Linked DNA regions of Homo sapiens: region 2 is linked to region 1. A link is a loop called in an ENCODE intact Hi-C map of the cell type or tissue named here. Cell type or tissue: A673. All regions are shown on one strand. Each heading gives the region's core, and the rest is flanking DNA. Links, peaks and the distances in the headings are about the cores only.

Region 1 (9,616 bases), core at 764-8,763:
TGCTAGACCTAGAACACTTACCTTTGTTTTTCTATAAAATGGGCTGATAGCTACCTCTCAGGGTTGCTTCAAACATTAAGATAACTCTGTTTTTTTTTTTTAAGAAAACGTTTCTCACCATTAATGTTATTTTGAAGCAACAACAAAAATTGAAATTCTAAAAAAAGAAAAAAATTGTTTTATTGTGGATTATGTAAATCAGATAATGAAATAAATTGCATCCAGTCTCGAAATTCTGCTAATAGACTCAATAAAACGATATTTTAAATAATAATCATATAGTAATATGTTTGAATGTCTTTCCTGTTAAAAAAATGATTTATTATAGTCGCATTTAAATCTTTACAGCATCCTATGATGTGATTAGAATTACTCCCTTTAATCATGGAAATGAAAAGCTCAGAGATTTAACCAAACTCCTAAGGAGTGTTGAAACATAAACTCATGCCTTGTTTTACTTATCATTTATTTATTCATTCATTCAATAAATATTTATAATCTATTCATTCATTCATTTAATAAATGTTTATCACACATTCACTACATGACACTATTCTAGATAATAGGACTCAAATTTGAACAAGAAAGACCCAGTCTATACCTATATAGGGCTTACAAATTAGTAACACTCAGCCTAAATATTTCTTAGAGTCGAAGGGGTCTAATGCAAAATGATTTAATTTGCTACTTTAAAAACTCTATAATTTAAGGAAACTTGTTATAAAACAACATTTGGAGAGTGGTAAACAAGCTTACTCCCACAGTAATAAACAGAGTTATGCCCATAGTAATAAATAAGGTTATACCCTAAACAAAGGTGCCCAGCCCAGGACTGAATGGATCCTGAAATCCAGCCCATGCCCTGCTTGTCAAGGGTGTATGTGAGTGTAGAATTGTGCCAGGCATGAGGAGTGGGAATTTTCTAGTTTTTAAATACCAGCCTGGTAGTACAATGTCCATATCATTACCAGTCACAATAGTTTACGACCACTACTTAAAATCACAGTGACGTATTTCAAGTTACATAACTATAACTTTCCAGTTGAGAATCTTGTTGTGGGGTCATTTGTTTGAAATGGAGAAAATGCTATGTCCAATTACAAAAAACAAAAAGCATTTTCTAAAAATTCACATTTTGAACTCATGTTCCATTTTGGTTAAAGATATTGTATGAAAAATAGTTTGTATTTATTAGACAACTAACGTTATTTGTGCAGTCATGTCCTCAGATTAAGTTTCTATGAGCCTCATTTGCAATCACAGATTAGCTTTAGCTGATAAACTAAAATGAGAACTCTATGTATTTTCAAATGTAGTCATTTTTGTCTTTTTAAGTTGTAAATCCATATAAAATTATAAAGTGTTATTATTCCACTTAAATTACAAGTTCTTCAGAGGGTGAGAAAATAGCCTGAAGGGCAAAACGCTAATCCATTCTCAGCATCGCACCTTCCATTGGCATTTATGAGGAGAATTGCCAAGGACTGCCTAGGAGACGCATGGCTGAGAGCTTCAGGGAGGCCTAAACCAGCTGCAGAGTGTGAGGTCCTGGGAACTGGAATTCCTGTCTTCAGGCAGAGTCAGGGGGCCCCACCTCTTCTCTCTAGGCAGTCTACCTTTCCACACCCTCTCTTTCTAGCTCAGTTTTCCTCTTCCCTTCCCTCCTCCAAACTCTTTCTAAATCAGAATCCACATGTGTCAAAGACCCACTTTGTGGCTGATGGCTTTTATTAACTCCTGCCCCCTTTCCAGTACTAAGGGAAAAAAACCACCGCCACCAAAAGCCGCAGCAACAAAATGCTTAATCCACTCTCCTGTTCTAAACCTTCAGTTTTCTCGTTTCTTTCTAATTTTCTGTTTTATTAAACTCCACTGTTGGAAAGTATGCTTAAGACTCCTGCATGCCATAATTGTTAAGACCTGCTTCCTACCGGAGCTTCCAGGAATCAGCCTTGGGAACAGGGAGTTCCTCCTTTCGAGAGAGGGTCTCCATGTTTCCACAGGTATTGCCTTTAAACACTTCCTGCCGTTGTCTTCAGCAGTGGCCCCAATCCACTGCCCATGGCAAAAAGCCAGGGGAGCAGAGGGATTCTGGGATACGGGGAGGGACTAGGATCTCCAGGGTCCCTTCCTTTGAGCCTCTTTTCCTATAATGCCCTTCCAGGTGGGACCACCCCTCCCAAAAGACAAAACAATTCACCAAAGGAAAAGAACCAACAGTGTTTTTCACCACTGTTTGTCCTGAAAAAGAGGATATTCTGATCCCTCCTCTCTCGATCCTCTGCTTTATCGTAGTTTGCCTTTTACAATCAGGGGTGATTTCCATATTCAGTAAAAAGCACATGGTGTGTGGTGGCCACCAGATTTTTAGTTAAAACAAGATGGTGATTAACAATGGAGATGCTGACCTTACTAAGTAACCTTGACCCGGAGCCTCACAATCCTCCTATCTGATTATTGACAGCTGAACTTCCTTCCACAGGCCGTTCTCTATAGGCTTTTAACTTCTCCATGTCATTTTCTTTTTCCCATATATTAAAATTGGGATGTTGGTCTCTTATTAATTACATCAACTTTCTTCGAAGGCAGCCTTAAAAACATTGGGGTTCATTTAAATAATGATTTTAAATTCTGCTTTAAAAGTTTACAAAAAAATAACTGGAGCCAATTATTTAGATGGCTTTTTTTTTTCCTCTTCTGTCTCGATAATAAGTAGCTTCATACACGTGACTCCTGTAAGCCAAGCTTGTGCGGTAAGGTAGTAGAGACATTTTGATATATCATTGGGTAAATGTAAATTGCTTAGACTCAGAATCCCAAATTAAGATAAGCAAGACAGTGCTGGCGCCACTGAGGTATACTCTGTAAGTAGCCTAGAGGGAAGGTGGATTAAATAGTATTAACCTATTGAAAGTGAAAGTGTAAGCAATTTCTCTTCATGGTTTCTAAAAGAATGTGCCCATACATCATAGAAGGCTTTCAGAACATTCAGAAACAGGAAACTGATTTCACATCTTAGACATTTAATTTATGTTGATTTTAGCAGCATCAATCCAAAACTCATAAATCCAAAATGTTAAATGTTTAATAGTATAGAAGGAAAAAATAGAGTTAAAAATATGATTGCTTCTTCTAAAATTTAAGAGATAGGAAACAGTGAATAATAATGATGAAATGCCTGTCAAGTTATTTAACTCAATTTTTAAAGTTAATTTAAGCAGAGGATGGGCTAACAGTTCAGTTTTCTGATTTCGTGTCATTCAGTTTTTACTTTAGGATGAGATGAATGGTCAACCACAAGTCCATAGAGTTTTTAGTATCAATATGTTGCTAATAAGTAATGTAACAGTAGTAAATCCAAGTTTGGTGTTTTATTCAGCTGAAGCTAGTTTTTAAATTTCCATATAGAAGTTACTTAACCAAGGATTAGCAGAAAAACCCAAGAAATGAAATGAAATGGATAGTAATGTCCTCAGAGGGGAAAGAGAAGACGAAGGGTACACCTAGAGAAAACGTCATTGAAAGATGTTGGTATATTTTCCATTAACGTCATATGTAAAGGCAGACTCTACTTCCAGATGCTATAATGTATAACAGGGTTATGAGGTGTCAGATGTGATTCCCCAAGACAGTAACCACAAAGCAGACTTCTGTACTAAAGCATCTGTGACTTTTTCTTCCTTCTGAGTTCTCATTAGAAACAATTGTGTTTTGCTTTTATATCCTTGAAGAGGGTCCTTTTCTTTACTTTCTCTGGCTCGAACTACAATTCATGATCCCAATGGCTCTTTTATTAGTGGTTTAATATACATCTGTTCTATTCCCTGTCCTGCAGTTATAATTATTTGTTACCACTTTAAAATCCTTCTCTTTCAAGAATAAAATTCAGACCATTTTCTGTCATTTAAGAAATCTTGAAAAAAAAAAAGTTTTATTTTTCTTCTCATTTTCTCCATTACTTACATATTTCCTTTCTTTTAAATTTCTTTGTGGCTCCTGGCTCTACATTTTCCTGTATGCCTTTCCTCACTCCTGTAACTTTTGTTTATTATGTACCAGGTGTCTTCCATTGCCTGCTTTATGTCCCTCTAAAGCTCGCGTTTTCCACAGGGAATAGCTATATATAACGCTTTTATTAGCCAGAAAAAGTTGTGTTTATACAACAAATATCAGAATGCTTTATTACTACAGAGAAAACATCCAGATGATTGATTTTTTTTTTTTAGTTTTTATCTAGCTTGTTATCTTTTAAGCATGCACCTACCCCAATCTTCTTTATGTTACAAACTGCTCTTTAGAAATATTAATCAGTTTTTTCCGAGTTTCTAATGCTTACTATTTTCATGCCTTTATCAAACCTGTATTTTATGAATAGTCTACAACAGTACTCTTAAATTTCACATGTACATTAAGTGAGCTTCATTTTATTGAGTGAAGGAGTTGTGCGGTAGCTGGAGCTCTTTCTACTACTGCCATCTAGTGGTTCTCCTTATTAGGTGTATTTTCAGAAGAATTTCCTAGAAATTGCATGTAGGTAGGTGGAATCCGAATAACTAAAGATTACTGGCCAGGTGCGGTGGCTGATGCCTGTATTTTGGGAGGCCAAGGTGGGCGGATCACGAGGTCAGCAGTTCGAGACCAGCCTTGCCAACATGGCGAAACTCCGTCTCTACTAAAAATACAAAAATTAGCCAAGCGTGGTGGCAGGCGCCTGTAATCCCAGCTACTCAGGAGGCTGAATCAGGACAATTGCTTGAACCCGGGAGGCAGAGGTTGCAGTGAGCAAGATCATGCCATTGCGCTCCAGCCTGGCAACAAGAACAAGACTCTGTCAAAAAAAAAAAAAAATGCCCAACTGAAAATCATTAAAGTTTTATTTCACATTGTATTGAAAAAATATGTTTATTATCATCTAGGATGAATAGGGAAAATATCTTTTTTTAAAAATAAAGCCCTCACAACTTCTAGTTGAGGATGTTTAAAAACATAACTATGTGCTGATTCCCAAGGGATATGATGTCAAAAGTGCCAGGGCTGCTTCTGCATCCACATGCCCCCTTCTTCCAACCACTGCATTAGGAAGTGCGGTTTATCACACATCCTAGCACCTGCACACCAGGATCTCAGAACTGCACGTGCCTGGCCAGAGGTAGACAAGATGCAAGAGCCACTTCTGCTCAGCTCTGGTCCTGCTGAGATCTGAAGCTACTATTGACACATTCTGAACTATGAGCAATGGTGTGGAGGAAGTAAGTTCTATTAGAGCCGGGTGTTGTGTCTCTGCCTATCTTCACACATGCACCCTTGTGAACTTGGAGACTGAAAGAAGAGTACCAAGTGATATTTTAATAAAAAGTAGCCTCAAGACTCCAATAGAGCTGATATCTAGTTCTTCATTTACTAACTTATTTATGGACATGTTAAAAATTTCCCTCATTTGTTGCAGACTTGGGTCAATGATTTGATCATAGCCCTTAGCACAGTTCCTAGTGGATAGTAAGCACTTGGTAAATATTTGTTGAATGAATGAATTTAACAGATAGAAAAATTAACTGGTGCTCTAAGTAAAGGTTTAATGGGTCTATTGCTTGATATGGAGAAGAGCTTTACAAGTTCTTATGTTTTATACGAATCTCTTAATTTTTTGTATTTTATAAGTGATAAGTGAAACTGATTTTGAAATCTGACATTTTTATTTTGGATTCTTCATTTGCAGGTCTATACCAAAATCCTTTGTGCCAATATAACCTGTATCGTTTATATATCATCTACCACCTTCCAGGAGTGGAGCTGCTTGACCGAAATCGTAAGGACCCTTCCTTCTTGCAAAGAAATATTTGAGAAGTAGTCTTATAGCTCAGCGGTTTAAAAACGAAGACTACCTTTGAAAATATGTCTTTGTAAAAAATATATCTTTGAATAATTGTCTTTTTAATGGAAGTTTTTCAATTATTTATTTTTGAAAGACTTGCTCTCTAAAATTTGCCCTAATTTAGAAATTCATGTCTCTTTACTACTTTATTAGAAAGGCCCTCTAACTGAGCTGAGGAAAGTATTCCTTCTGGTCCTGGTTTTGACATTAACAGGTTGGATGCCAAATCGTTTACTTCCTGGCACCTTAGTTTCTTATCTCAAAAGTGAGGGAATTGGAATAAATCTCATAAGGCCAGTTTAAGTTCTAAAAGTCGTGATTTAAAAATTCTGTAAATATATATATATTGAAACATACAATGAATGATGACTTCTTTATGAATACATCTTCAAGATAGCATGTCAGATTTCTATAAGCCACATGCACACACACACACAATCAACCTCAGCATATTACACTTAACATTTTTTGAGGCCTATTTTGCCCCCAAATGCTATATTATCTATCTACTTACCTTTCTGTCTCTGCAGGTTTGAACATTCTTAATAGTTTATTACTGAGTAACCACTTTCTATAGGATACATCGGAAACTTATGGTTATACCTCTCCTTTCTAATAGCCTTGAGGAAATGAAAGGATGTTTCATGCTAAAATTTTAATCATCCTTGGTGATGTGTTAAAGGGTGTTTGGGATGCATTAGATTGAAGGATTAAGCTCTGTCTTGTGACATGTGGGGTGTATATTGAGTGCTTGTAAGATTATGGAAATAAGCGTGATAGCCCCTTTACAAAACAGTTTTGACAGGATGTTCTCATATATCATAGTTTAGATAAATACATTCTTGAAAGTGTTCAGTTCTATTTTGAATCACTCCGCCTATTTATAATGTTATGCAATAACATTACTTTTTGCATTTATCAGAAGTTACAGAAAAAGAAAGAAGATCAATGATTACCATTTTTAACCATAAAAAGGCTCATATCGTTCAATCAATAGCATTCGGAGGAAAAGTGGATGCTTCATGGGATCCTAAATCACCATTTAAGCAAAAACCAGCCCAGAGAGTACCTTCAGGTATTTCGTAAAAAAAAAAAAAAAAACAAATTTAATGAAATTAAAACTCCTCAAACTTTTGGGTAATTTGATTGTAATAATAACAACTACAATTTACAATAAACTTAAGTATCTATGTAATGGAATAATTTCTAATATATTTGCTAACCTTATAATACTTTTAGTCCAGTTAAAGTAGGTATGCAATTTTCATCCTCACTCATGCATGTGAAATTAAATGGGGTGCTGTGATAATAACGAGATAATACATTGAAGCCTCTATCCCAGTACCTAACACAGTATAAAGGGCTCAATAAATAAGCCATTGTTATTTTTATTACCACTAACATGGATGATTTTACCAATTAAGTCTATATAATTTTTGATAATATAGAAAAAACATGAAGAAGAAATAAAGATCATCTGCAATTCTACCATGCAGAAATAAGCACTGGTAATATTTTGATTATACTCACATACAGGGTCATTATATGCAAGTATAACTTGAATATTTTCAGGATGTTTCATTTGTAGGAATTTAATTTCATATTTGTAACAGAAATGCAAAAAAAAATAGGGGTTTAGTTTTCTCAGACAGCAAAGAATAGAAAGATAGGGTATCTAGGGTTAGCATAAAGTTCTACAATGTTGTCACTGTTCAAGGATATATCTGTCTTTTGTTCTGCTACTCTTAGTGTGCTTTATGATTACAAGGTGGCTGGTGTACCCCCAAGCCTCACATCTCCATTCCACGAAGGAAGAGAGGGTGGATAAGAAAAGGTGCAAAGGTAAAATCCTTTTCTTTATGACACTTCGCCAAAGAGACAACATACATTTTTAAAAAACCAAACCAATTATCTAGAAATAAAGGGGAAATTGAATTAAAAAATAGTTTGGAAGAAATTACCCAGAATGCTAAATGGAGAAAGAAAGCAATAGAAGATATGAATTAGATATTGAGAAAAGGAGAGACATTAGAAAGAGAAGGTCCAATATAACTTCAGTAATAGTTCCTGAAAAACAAATTATAGATAGAAATTGAGCAGAAGGTAATGTTTAAAGTGATAATGGCTGGAAATTTTCCCAAACTGATAAATAAATTCTTAGACTGACCAGACAATTACCAGAATTGGCAAAGAATTCTTAGATGCACCAGACAAAATGAATCCAAACACAAAAAAGACACATAACAACAACAACAACAACAAGAGTCTTCACCAAAGGCAAAACCATCTTAAAGCAGTCGGAGAGAAAACCCAGATGACCTACAAAAGAATAACACAGAGATTCACAACAGACTCTCCAACTACAATCGTGGAAGTCAAAAAACAGTGATCGAAAGTTTTTAAAATGCTGAGGACAAGTAATGGCCAACCAAGAATTTTATAACCAACTCAATTATTATTCAAGAATGAGCGAAAGGTAAAGGAAAAGAAAAAGAAGAATGAGGACAAAATTAAGACTTCCCTGAACTTTTTATTGTGAAAATTTTCTAACAGGAAAAGTTAAAGAATATTAAAATAAATATTGGTATATGCCCACATATATTCAACAAGTGTTCATATTCTGCTATATTTACCGCCCTCCATATCTGACGCTTTGCCTCTTTATTTAAGGACAGGTGGCCAGGTGCGGTGGTTCACACCTGTAATCCCAGCACTTTGGGAGGCCGAGGCGGGCAGATCACCTGAGGTCGGGAGTTTAAGACCAGCCTGACCAACATGAAGAAACCCCATCTCTACTAAAAACAAAAATTAGCCAGGCATGGTGGCACATGCCTGTAATCCCAGCTACTCAGGAAGCTGAGGCAGGAGAATCACTTGAACCTGGGAGGCGGAGGTTGCAGTGAGCCATTGCACTCTAGCCTGGGCAACAAGAGCGAAACTCCATCTTAAAAAACAAAAAAACAAGGACAGGTCTCCTCAGAAGACCTTAGAAGTCATTCCTAAATGAATGACTTACACTGCATTTGGCATTTCCAACTACAGTGTAAATTGGAAAATCAATGTATTGCCAAAGGATTAAAATGTTTCAGCAGCAGACATCATTACATTTCACTCCTGTCAACCTAAAAAAAGACATCAGAGAAAAATATCTCTTAAGATAATGAATTTATTTGGGAGTAAGCAAAAAGAATTATAACCCAGGATGCACAGCTATGGCAAGCCACAGGTGCAAGAGAGGAAGGGAAGGGAAGGGAAGGAAGCTTTTTATTTGGGAAAAAGTGGCCAGGCGTGGTGGCTCAAGCCTGTAATCCCAGCACTTTGGGAGGCCGAGGCAGGCAGATCATTTGAGGTCAGGAGTTTGAGACCAGCCTGGACAACATGGCAAAACCCAGTCTCTATTAAAAATGCAAAAATTATCTGGGTGCAGTGATGGCACCTGTAATTCCAGCTACTTAGGAGGCTGAGGCAGGAGAATCGCTTGCACCTGGGAGGTGGAGGTTGCAGCGAGCCGAGATCACGCCATTGCACTCCAGCCTGGGCAACAGAGGGAGATTCCTTCTCAAAAAAGAAAAGAAAAAAAAAAAAGAATTCACATAAGCCTCTTGGAAGCACAGTTCATTGATTCCAGAGGCCCAAAGCTACGAGTTCATTGGTGGAGATTCTGTTACTAGGCAAATGTTCTTTTGAGAGGATCTTATCTGAATTGTTGAGTCCTAAAGAATGTATAGTGATAAACTTGGTCAT
Region 2 (9,616 bases), core at 1,138-9,137, 490 kb before region 1:
ACTTTGGGAGACCAAGGTGGGCGGATCATCTTGAGGCCAGGAGTTCAAGACCAGCCTGGCTAACACAGAGAAACCGCATCTCTACCAAAAATACAAAAATTAGCCAGGTGTGGTGGCACACACTTGTAGCCCCAGCTACTCGGGGGAACTCAGGCATGAGAATTGCTTGAACCCGGGACGCTGAGGTTGCAGTGAGCCCAGATTGCGCCACTGCACTCCAGTCTGCACAACAGAGCAAGACTCTGTCTCAAAAAAATAAAAATAAAAGGGTTCATAACTGGAGGTTCCTCAAAAAATTAAAAATAGAACTATCATATAATCTAGCAATCCCACTCTGGGTATATATCCAAAGGCAATAAAATCTCCACCTTGAAGTATCATATGTACTCCCATGTTCATTACAGTGTTATTCACAATAGCCAAGATATGTAAATAACCTGTGTCCATCAATGAATGAAGACAATATGGTATGTGTATACAATGGAATATTATTCATCCTTCAAAAAGAAGGAAATCCTGCCATCTGTGACAATGTGGATGGACCTGGAGGACATTATACTAAGTGAAATAAGCCAGAAATGGAAAGAAAAATACTGCATGATCTTACTTATATATGGAACTAAAAAAAAAAAGTTTAACTCATAGAAACAGAGTAGATGAGTGGTTACCAGTGGTCAGGCAGGGGTGGGGACAAGGATACATTAGTCAAAAGTCACAAACTTGCAGTTATGAGTATTTCTGGAGGCCTAATGTACACTGTGCTGACTGTAGTTAATAATATTGTTACTAATCTTACTTTTGCACCAACCTAATATATACTTAATATTTGCTAAGTGAGTAGATCTTAAGTCTTCTTACCATACACACAAAAGGTAAATTTCTGAGCTGATACAGATATTAACTTGATTACAGTAATCATTTCACAATGTATCTCAAAACATCACACTGTACACTTTCAATATATACAACTTCTGTCATTTATACCTCAAAAAAGCTGAAAAATAGGATAAAGACTTTTTTTCCTCAAATTCCTACCATTATATTATATACCCTTTGAGCAGAAAAAATCTTCCTGTCTCTCTGAGTTGGCACAGAACCTACAACTAAGTTGATACTTAAGCCATGCTTATTGTTGATGAAGATGAAGCCCCAGAATGAATGCTTGGGCTTGCCAACATGTATTAATTCCCATTTGTACCATATGACAATTATTGTCTTTTGGATTATCTGCTGCTGAAAGAAGTGTTTTTGTGGGAAGAGGGAGTCAGAAAATGTACGGAGATCCATGTGATCCTGGACAAGCCTTGTGGTGTGTGACAGTGGGGAAATCTTGGCAGGCAGAACACTATCAACATAGGATGAGATGGTATTTGAGAGAGAGTGGTAGAGATACCAAAGATACAAACCTATCAAGTGCCAGCTCGGATCTGCTATGCCACAGAAAAGAAAGCTTAACCTTTTTTGAAAGCAAAGTGCTACCTATGCCAGAGAATTAAAGGACTTTTCTGCAGTAATTCTATCTGCCCTAGGTCTCCTCAGAAGCATGACTTTGTAAAATCATTGCACAATTATTGGGGGTGGGAGTCGTGAGGCAGAGGAGAGGTATCGGGACAGGGACCACTACATGGCAGCAAATTTACTTGTAGATTAGATTGCTTAGGCACCTATTGAAGATTGTACAACTAAACAACAACGTAAGTGCACCAAGCAATCTAAGGCAACATTTCTCACAGCATGGCCTTGGATCAAAACTTTGACATTGACCTGCAATTTTTATAAACACTTGCAGCCCAGAGGCTACTCAATCTGTATTCCTACGGGTGCTACCTGATAAGCAACATATTTAACAAACTTCCCAGCTGATTTTCTATATAGAAAAGCAAGTATTAATAATATGAATTATAGCACCAAGAACTTAAAAAATATTTTCCATGTGTTGGGAGGGAATAGTGGTATGGGAAACTTCAGGCTTTAAAATATCAGCCATCATGAGGGAAATCACGCATAAATCTTTACAAATCTCTTAAAAATTGACATCTGAAGACTAATATACCATTCCTCAATTTTATTTTCCTTCTGTGTGGAAAAAGAATTTTTCTTCTTTGAGCACTAGATTACATAAGTTGGCTAACGTTTAGAGGCCATATTGAAAAATATTTATCTTTAAATTCTAGAACCATTTTGAGCTTAGGGAAGTTACACTCTGAGAAGCCCAGGGTAAAACTGAGACCAGCTAAAGTGGCAGCAACTTTAGATCCTTTGGTTAAGTGAGAATATGTGCCAATAAATGGAAAAGATGGATGTATCCATTTATTACTTCATTCACCCATATATTGAGCAACTACTATGTTTAATGACATGAATACCAAGATAAATGGTGACACTGGCATTTGTTGTGCTTCCAAAAAAAAATATGGTAAAAAATTAAAAACATAATGTGAGAACTTTCCATCCTAGATTGTATTGTCAGGTTGATATTTTAAAACACACTAAGTATTCTAGTTAAGTGAAAAAAAAAATCCATAAGGACAACCAGATAGAGGTTTAGAGACAGGTTTCAATTATTCATGGGTTGATAACAAAAAGAAAACAGCCAAGAGGTAGTGGCTCATACCTGTAATCCCAGTACTTTGGGAGGCCAAGGCAAGAGGATCACTTGAGGCCAGGAGTTAGAGACCAGCCTGGGGACGACAGCATGATCCAGCCTCTACAAAAAATTTAAAAATTATTCAAGCATGATGGCACGTGCCTGTAGTCCTAGCTGCTCAGGAGGCTGAGGCGGCAAGATCACTTGTGCCTAGGAGTTCATAGTTACAGTGAGCTGTGATAGCACCACTGCACTGCAGCCTAGGAGACAGAGTAAAACCCTGTCTCTATTCAAACATGAACTTTTTTTTCTATAGGAAAGCTGTATTTAAGTGTTCATTTTAGAGTATCAGTTTACTGACCTATTCAGCTGATGGTATTTAAATGCAGCATAGTTAGTATCCCTGGACTTCTCTGTGCAAATCCGGCATATTCTCAGGAGTAGCCAACTGTGAGGTCTATTTCCATGAATTTCTGCATCTGGAGGCTTGACTGTGAATATGTGTAACTGCATCATCCCCCCTACACCATCACATACCTGACAGTCAGTGTGCTTATCAGTGATAGTATACAGACGGCAAAGGGGTCTTACAGTGCCATAATCTCATGGAAACATTTTAAAGTATCATTCTCTTAGTAGGTTGCAAGGTGGTTCAGTAGTTTTCTGTCATTCAAAAGCAACAGAAAGGTCTTGCTAACAAATATCATGCATCTCAGAGAAGAAACAGCAATAATGTGAACAAAGTGATTATGGTTAAAATGTACTCTCTCTTCTTAAGGTGGTCATCTGCAGGGGCCTGGAAAGGCTACACAAATTTATGCTTTTATTTTCTAAATATTATATCCATAATAAAGCTGGAAGAGTATTGACTCAGACTGCTTTTTGCTATAAAAGGAGCATTTCCAAATTGGAGAGAACATTCTGCAATGTATTTACATGTAAATATTTGATATACATTTAAATCCAGTTCTATTTACAAATTCTCAGTATCTTGATATCTAAACTCTCTCAATTAATTCCCACTTCCCCACTACAGATCAATTAACTATGCTTTCTCCTCAATCCCTTTAACCTACTTTATTCTCAATAATCTACATACTATGAGTCTGAACCTGGACACCAGTAGATATGGCCTTTCTATCACACTAGAAAAACTATGAGCAAAATCACTTCTACTACTTCGAGAACATATCCATATGTCATTTTAAACATCTACTTAATCTATCCAGAGACTATGGCAATCTTCAGGAAAAAGAAAGTTTATCTTTTGAAACCTCCTCCCTATGATTAGCTCTTACCACAGTTCTCCTATTTGCCATGGCCTGCCCTCCTTGCCATGCTACAGAAGTACAGTTCTTTAACCATGACCTTCTCTCCCTGCTATACAGGGGTAGGGAAGGATTAGAAAAGTAATTCTCAAGGGAATAGGTAGCACAAGGAAGGGAATGGTAGGCAGTTTGCATGCTTAGTATTATAATTTTACATATTGAAAAAATATTCTCATAAGAACTTCAGGAAGCAAACTTCAAAACTTCTCTTTGCTGGTGTATTAGTTTATTATTATTATTATTGCCATAACAAATTACCACAAACCTGGTGGCTTAAAACAATACAAATTTAATTAAATATCTATCATACTATTTGAAATATACCTACTGCACCACTGGGCCGTTGTGAAAAACTATAGAGAAAGCAATTGAATACCATTTGGGTGGTTTTCTTTCATATTTTTGATGGTTATTAACTCATTTCATTTTCTCCTTGTGCTAAACTAAAAATTTCTCAGAGAGACATTATAAATAAAATACAGTGGTCATAAATGTGAGTGACTACAGAAATCAGGCAATAATGAGTGAAGAAGGCAGTGTGTGTTACCTCAAGGGGTAGATGGGCCTGCGGATAATAAGAGTTTGTGCCTGTATTAGTCCATTCTCACACTGCTGTAAGAACTGCCTGAGACTGGATAATTTATAAAGGAAAGAGGCTTAATTGACTCACAGTCAGCATGGCTGGGGAGGCCTCAGGAAACTTACAATCATGGCGGAAAGCAAAGCAGACACCTCCTTCAGAAGGCGGCAAGAAGGAGAAGCGCTGAGTGAAATGGGAAAGAACCCCTTATAAAACCGTCAATCTCGTGAGAACTCACTATCGTGAGAACAGACTGGGGGGAACCACGCCTGTGACTCAATTGCCTCCACCTGGTCTGTGATTCAATTGCCTCCACCTGGGCTATGATTCAATTGCCTCCACCTGGGCTATGATTCAATTGCCTCCACCTGGTCTCTCCCTTGACCTGTAGGGATTATGGGGATTACAATTCAAGATGAGATTTGGATGGGGACAAAAAACCTGACCATATCAGTGCCGCTTCTTAAAAGGCTAGCTACTCTTCAGGTTGAGGTCACTTGCCTTGAAGGAAAAAGATCCCCTGGCCGGGCGCATTGGCACATGCCTGTAATCCCAGCAGTTTGAGAGGCAAAGGTAGGAGGGTCGCTTGAAACCAGCCTGGCGACACGGCAAAACCTTGTCTCTATAAAAAATACAAAAATTAGCCAGGTGTAATGACAGGCTCCTGTAGTCCCAGACACTTGGGAGCCTGAGGTGGGAGGATCATTTGAGCTCCAGGAGGTTGAGGCTTCAGAGAGCTGAGATCACACCAGTGCACTCCAGCCTGTGTGACAGAACAGACAGTGTTTCAGTAAAAGAAAAAGGCCCGTCATTGCTAGATGGCTGCATTTTTATGAAATGCCCCAATTTGCAAATGTAAACACCTATTTTGTATTTTTAACACAGATCTGACAACAGATCTGTGGGCTAAATCCAGCTGGAGGGCTTCTAGTTCCTATAAAGCTAAATGTTACAAACTTCTGTCACTCAACACAATAATGCTCTTATATGAGAGAGAGAAAAGACATAGTCACGTATTAAGAGTTGTACTAACCAGCACTATTACTTGAGTTAATATTTTCAAGCATTTCTCCATTTTTATTAGTCATAAACTACTATTACTATCAAAGTGTAAGTCAAATCCTTTTGAAAACAATCTTAACATGAAACAGAGGCAAGATTTTGTGATTATCACAGTAAGATCATTCTGGTCACTGCTGAGAGCCTGAACATCATGAGACATTGATAGTAAGCAAATGCTGAATGCCTTGCTTTAAATGCCAATAAAGCACAAGAATAAGCATAATTCACAACTTTTGTGACAACATCTGAAAATCACACATACATAACACATCAATGTATGCGTATGTTTAGATGTATACAGATTTTGTTTCCCTGCTGAATGCATCTCAGTGGACATGCCGAAGTCCAAAGACAAAAAACCCATTCTACCACCAGGTGGAGCTTAGTTTCCATTAAAGCAGCAGATACATGAAGAGGATTTCTAGTGTTTGTTTGAATTCTTTGTGTCCCTCAGGAAAGACCTGAAGAAAAAAGGTGAACTTCAAAGGAGAGTGTGTATTTTAAAAGCCTGTCACAAACGCCAGTTGCCACAGGGCTTTAAGTATTTTTCATCAGTACTCATTTGATCAGGTGCTGGGGGCCATTCATGAATGGCTTGACAACTGACTTCCTTCCTTTCTGTCCTTTTCCCTTTCTTTGTATGAGAATGTTAAATTCCCATACATTTAAGTGCCCAACTTTAAATAAAAATCACAGATTATCACAATAACAGAGCCTAAGAAGTAAAATTACCAAAACAAATCAGCTATATTATGTAAATATTGACTCTAATTCACAATATTATGTAAATATTGTGAATTTTTACATATTATGTAAATATTTACATATTTTACACAGTATTTTACAAATATTTACATATTTTACATATTATGTAAATATTTACATATTGTGTAAATATTTACATATTGTGTAAATATTTACATATTGTGTAAATATTTACATATTGTGTAAATATTTACATATTATGTAAATATTGTGAATTTTATTGTAAATAATTCACATTATGTAAATATTGATTCTAATTCACACAGCAGAACATTAGATGAAATGAATGCCATTAGATGAAATACAGTACAGAAAGCATCTAGGCACAGCACCTGAAATAAGAGTCAGCTGGTAGTAAAAGTGTCTTCCACCATATTCTCAAAGATGATAATCATTTAATGATTCATTCCTACCAAATCAATGTTCTGCATATATATGAATGCTCATTGTGTGTTCAAACATGGCAGGGCCTTGCAGAAAACCTGTTGTAAACCAAAACATGTTGTTTGTTCTTAAATTGAGGAGAAATGATGCTACATTTAATTAGTATATCCCAAGTCAGCATGTATACAGTGTGGATTTGTGAGTTTACAGCCTTTAAATATCAAAATAATGGAAAGGTCCGAGAAGGTATGCTAGTTGAGCAGCAACAGGAATAAATACTGTAGGAAGCATAGGAATTGAATAAAGAGAGGGCAGGTGATGTGTTCCCAGTAAGAGCAAGGCCATCAGTCAAAGTGCAACCGGAAGAAGGGGATGCGTGGGTATGTGGTCAGGAAGGCAACTGGTCTGATTCCACTGAAGGTGCAGGACTAATGTTGGCCTTATAGGTAGCACTAGAATGCAAATATAGAGGTGGACTACAATGATGAAATATACAGTAAAGGAAAAATGATGGGTTTACTTGCTAGAGAAATAAGTAGAGAGTTACTGAAGATCATGGAATAGGAATGTAGAGTGAGGGGAGCATTATTTGTGGAGCTTATGAAGGGAAAAAAATTGGGGAGGCTTATTTCATATTGATCCTGCATGTGTAACTTCTTTTATACCTGTCACCAACGTTTATGCTTCTAGATTCAAAGAAAATAAAGAACATCTGTATGGCATCGATATGCCCTCTTAAGTTGTCTAGTGTTAAAATACTGTAAGTTCTATAATAAAATATGACATAAGTATAAAGAAGAAACAAATGTGTGTAAAAAGATAACAACAGGCCACATCAGACAGCCACAGCACATTCAAGGGCACAAGGCAAAAAAGACAGTGTTGGTCAGGAAATGGCAAGTGGTTTGCTGGAGTGTGAAGCATGTAGGGCATGAGTGGCTTGCGATGAGTGTGTAGATGGAAATGATGGAAGGAGAAGTGAAGAAGCCAGCCTAGATTTGAGGGATAGCTCAAAGAAAACTAGGTGGTTGGATAGGGAAGAAGGAAAATAGAAAAGGGTCCGAAACTCTAAAAGCAGCAGAGCAAGAGTGAGCACCAGTAACATCAACAAAGACAAGAATGTGGGGAACAAGTCAAGCTTGGGGGAGAAAACATAGTCTCTTTCTAACTGAAAAGATATGCAAGTATAAGCATGTTTTTCAGTAGACAAAGATACAGGACTGGAGATCATGCAATAGTCATTAGGAGGCAGTGTGGGTCTGGGAGGGAAGAGAAAACTGCACTGAAAACAGAGGCATTCATTATCTGTACCTCTCATTTACTACGCAATATACAGAAGGCAGGACTACTTTGATTACTCATTTATTTTGCCCTGTTCTTTATCCTCCCCCTTCTACTGAAAGCTTGTAGCCTGGTTTTACAGTTCTTTGCCTCAGAGATTTCAGAAGGAAGGTGATATGGTTTGGCTGTGTCCCCACCCAAATCTCATCTTGAATCGTAGCTCCCAGAATTCCCATGTGTCATGGGAGGGACCCAGTGGGAGGTAATTAAATCATGGGGGCAGGTCTTTCCCCTGCCATTCTCAATGATTGTGAATAAGTCTCACAGATCTGATGGTTTTATAAAGGGGAAGTTCCCCAACAAGCTCTCTTGCCTAACATGATGCTCCTCCTTAGCCTTCTGCCATGATTGTGAGGCCTCCCCAGCCATGTGGAATTGTGAGTCCATTACACCTTTTTTTTTTTTTTTAAAATAAATTACCCAGTCTTGAGGATGTCTTTATTAGCATCATGAGAACTGACTAATACAGAAAGAGAGCAGGAAAAGCCTAAATTTACAGGTGCTGCTGGTTCTGGTGTAAAAGACAAAATCCATTAGATTATACAAACGATACTTGGGTAAGGGAAAAGAGGCAAGTGACTTTTAATGAAAGCTGGAGTTAACCACATAGGTACAACTTAATGCTTAGCCTGAAGGAGATTACATCTTAAAAGTGAACAGAGATACATAAAGAGAGAAATTTGGAATGTAATCAGCAAAGTGGAGGTGTCCACTGGTGCTATGTGAATATCAAGAGGATATGTCGCCCTCTAGGAAAGTTTAGGGAAGGAATTTAGTAGAAGCCTAAACCACACCTTGAATACTAAGGCCATAAAGAGATAGAGTATTCTCTGCACATCAGATTCTGGAAAGTTCTCTCCTCTGAGCTTCTATGGCTATGTAACAATACCATTTACTTCACTCTTAGCATATACCACTTTCCATTGTCATAAATTGTGTATTTATCACTTTTCCAGAAAACATATCAAGGAGAATGGGAATCCTGACTTTAATTGCTTTATAGAATTTCCATGTAACCTAGAGGTATTGATCATAAGAGATGCTCAATAAATAATTAGGAACCAGGATTTGGTCTGCTACGCAGTTCTCATCTTAATGACCAAGAGGCACACATCTCTTGCTAATGACACTGCCAACTGGCCTGAAGCCCATAGAAGCATGAGAACCAAAATAAAAAAAAACTGGAACACAATTGAATATGTAGACTCTAAATATATATTTTGTCATCAGATTATTTTCTTATTTTTTAGAATCACTTTTATATCCTAATTGATATGAAGCAGTGTAGGGAGAATACAAAAAATAGGGGCTTTGGGTACTGGCCATGCAACTTACTAGCCATGTAATTTCAGGATCTTCACTTGGCTTCCATGAGGCTCAGGCTTTTCTGTAATATATGGGTAACTGTAAGTTCTCAAGAAAGTTACATCAGATAATGTGAAAATTATTTGGTAAAAAGTAAGACACAACTTACTGGTAATTATGGTTAAATAACTCATTTGTCTCCAAGATACTTTTTTTACCATAATAAAGATCACAGAGGTTTTATAAAGAAAAAAGCAGAGTCTG

What was found. Hi-C counts contacts between places; a loop is a spot of excess contacts. Peaks named below come from ENCODE experiments on the same cell type or tissue, not always from the same donor. Only the 100,000 strongest peaks of a DNase experiment are listed, where the experiment ranks them.
Region 2: a loop joins it to region 1, with 10 times the contacts of the local background. A loop is called at or near these places in 95 of 110 quality-filtered maps.

What each region holds. Positions count from the first base shown.
Region 1 is chr7:16,560,597-16,570,212 of GRCh38, forward strand. LRRC72 (leucine rich repeat containing 72) reads left to right here. Exons shown (of 9, transcript NM_001195280.2): 6 at 5,717-5,806; 7 at 6,795-6,947. Among named protein-coding and RNA genes, the nearest start is that of LRRC72, 39 kb to the left of the region's middle. In A673, for the core only: a CTCF peak has its summit at 4,488 (motif pointing left); a DNase peak (open chromatin) is centred at 4,465; H3K4me3 peaks cover 334 bases.
Region 2 is chr7:16,072,327-16,081,942 of GRCh38, forward strand. No RefSeq gene overlaps it. Among named protein-coding and RNA genes, the nearest start is that of CRPPA-AS1, 130 kb to the right of the region's middle. RefSeq lists enhancers at 4,277-5,476, 5,803-6,337. In A673, for the core only: a CTCF peak has its summit at 5,930 (motif pointing right); a DNase peak (open chromatin) is centred at 5,945; H3K27me3 peaks cover 813 bases.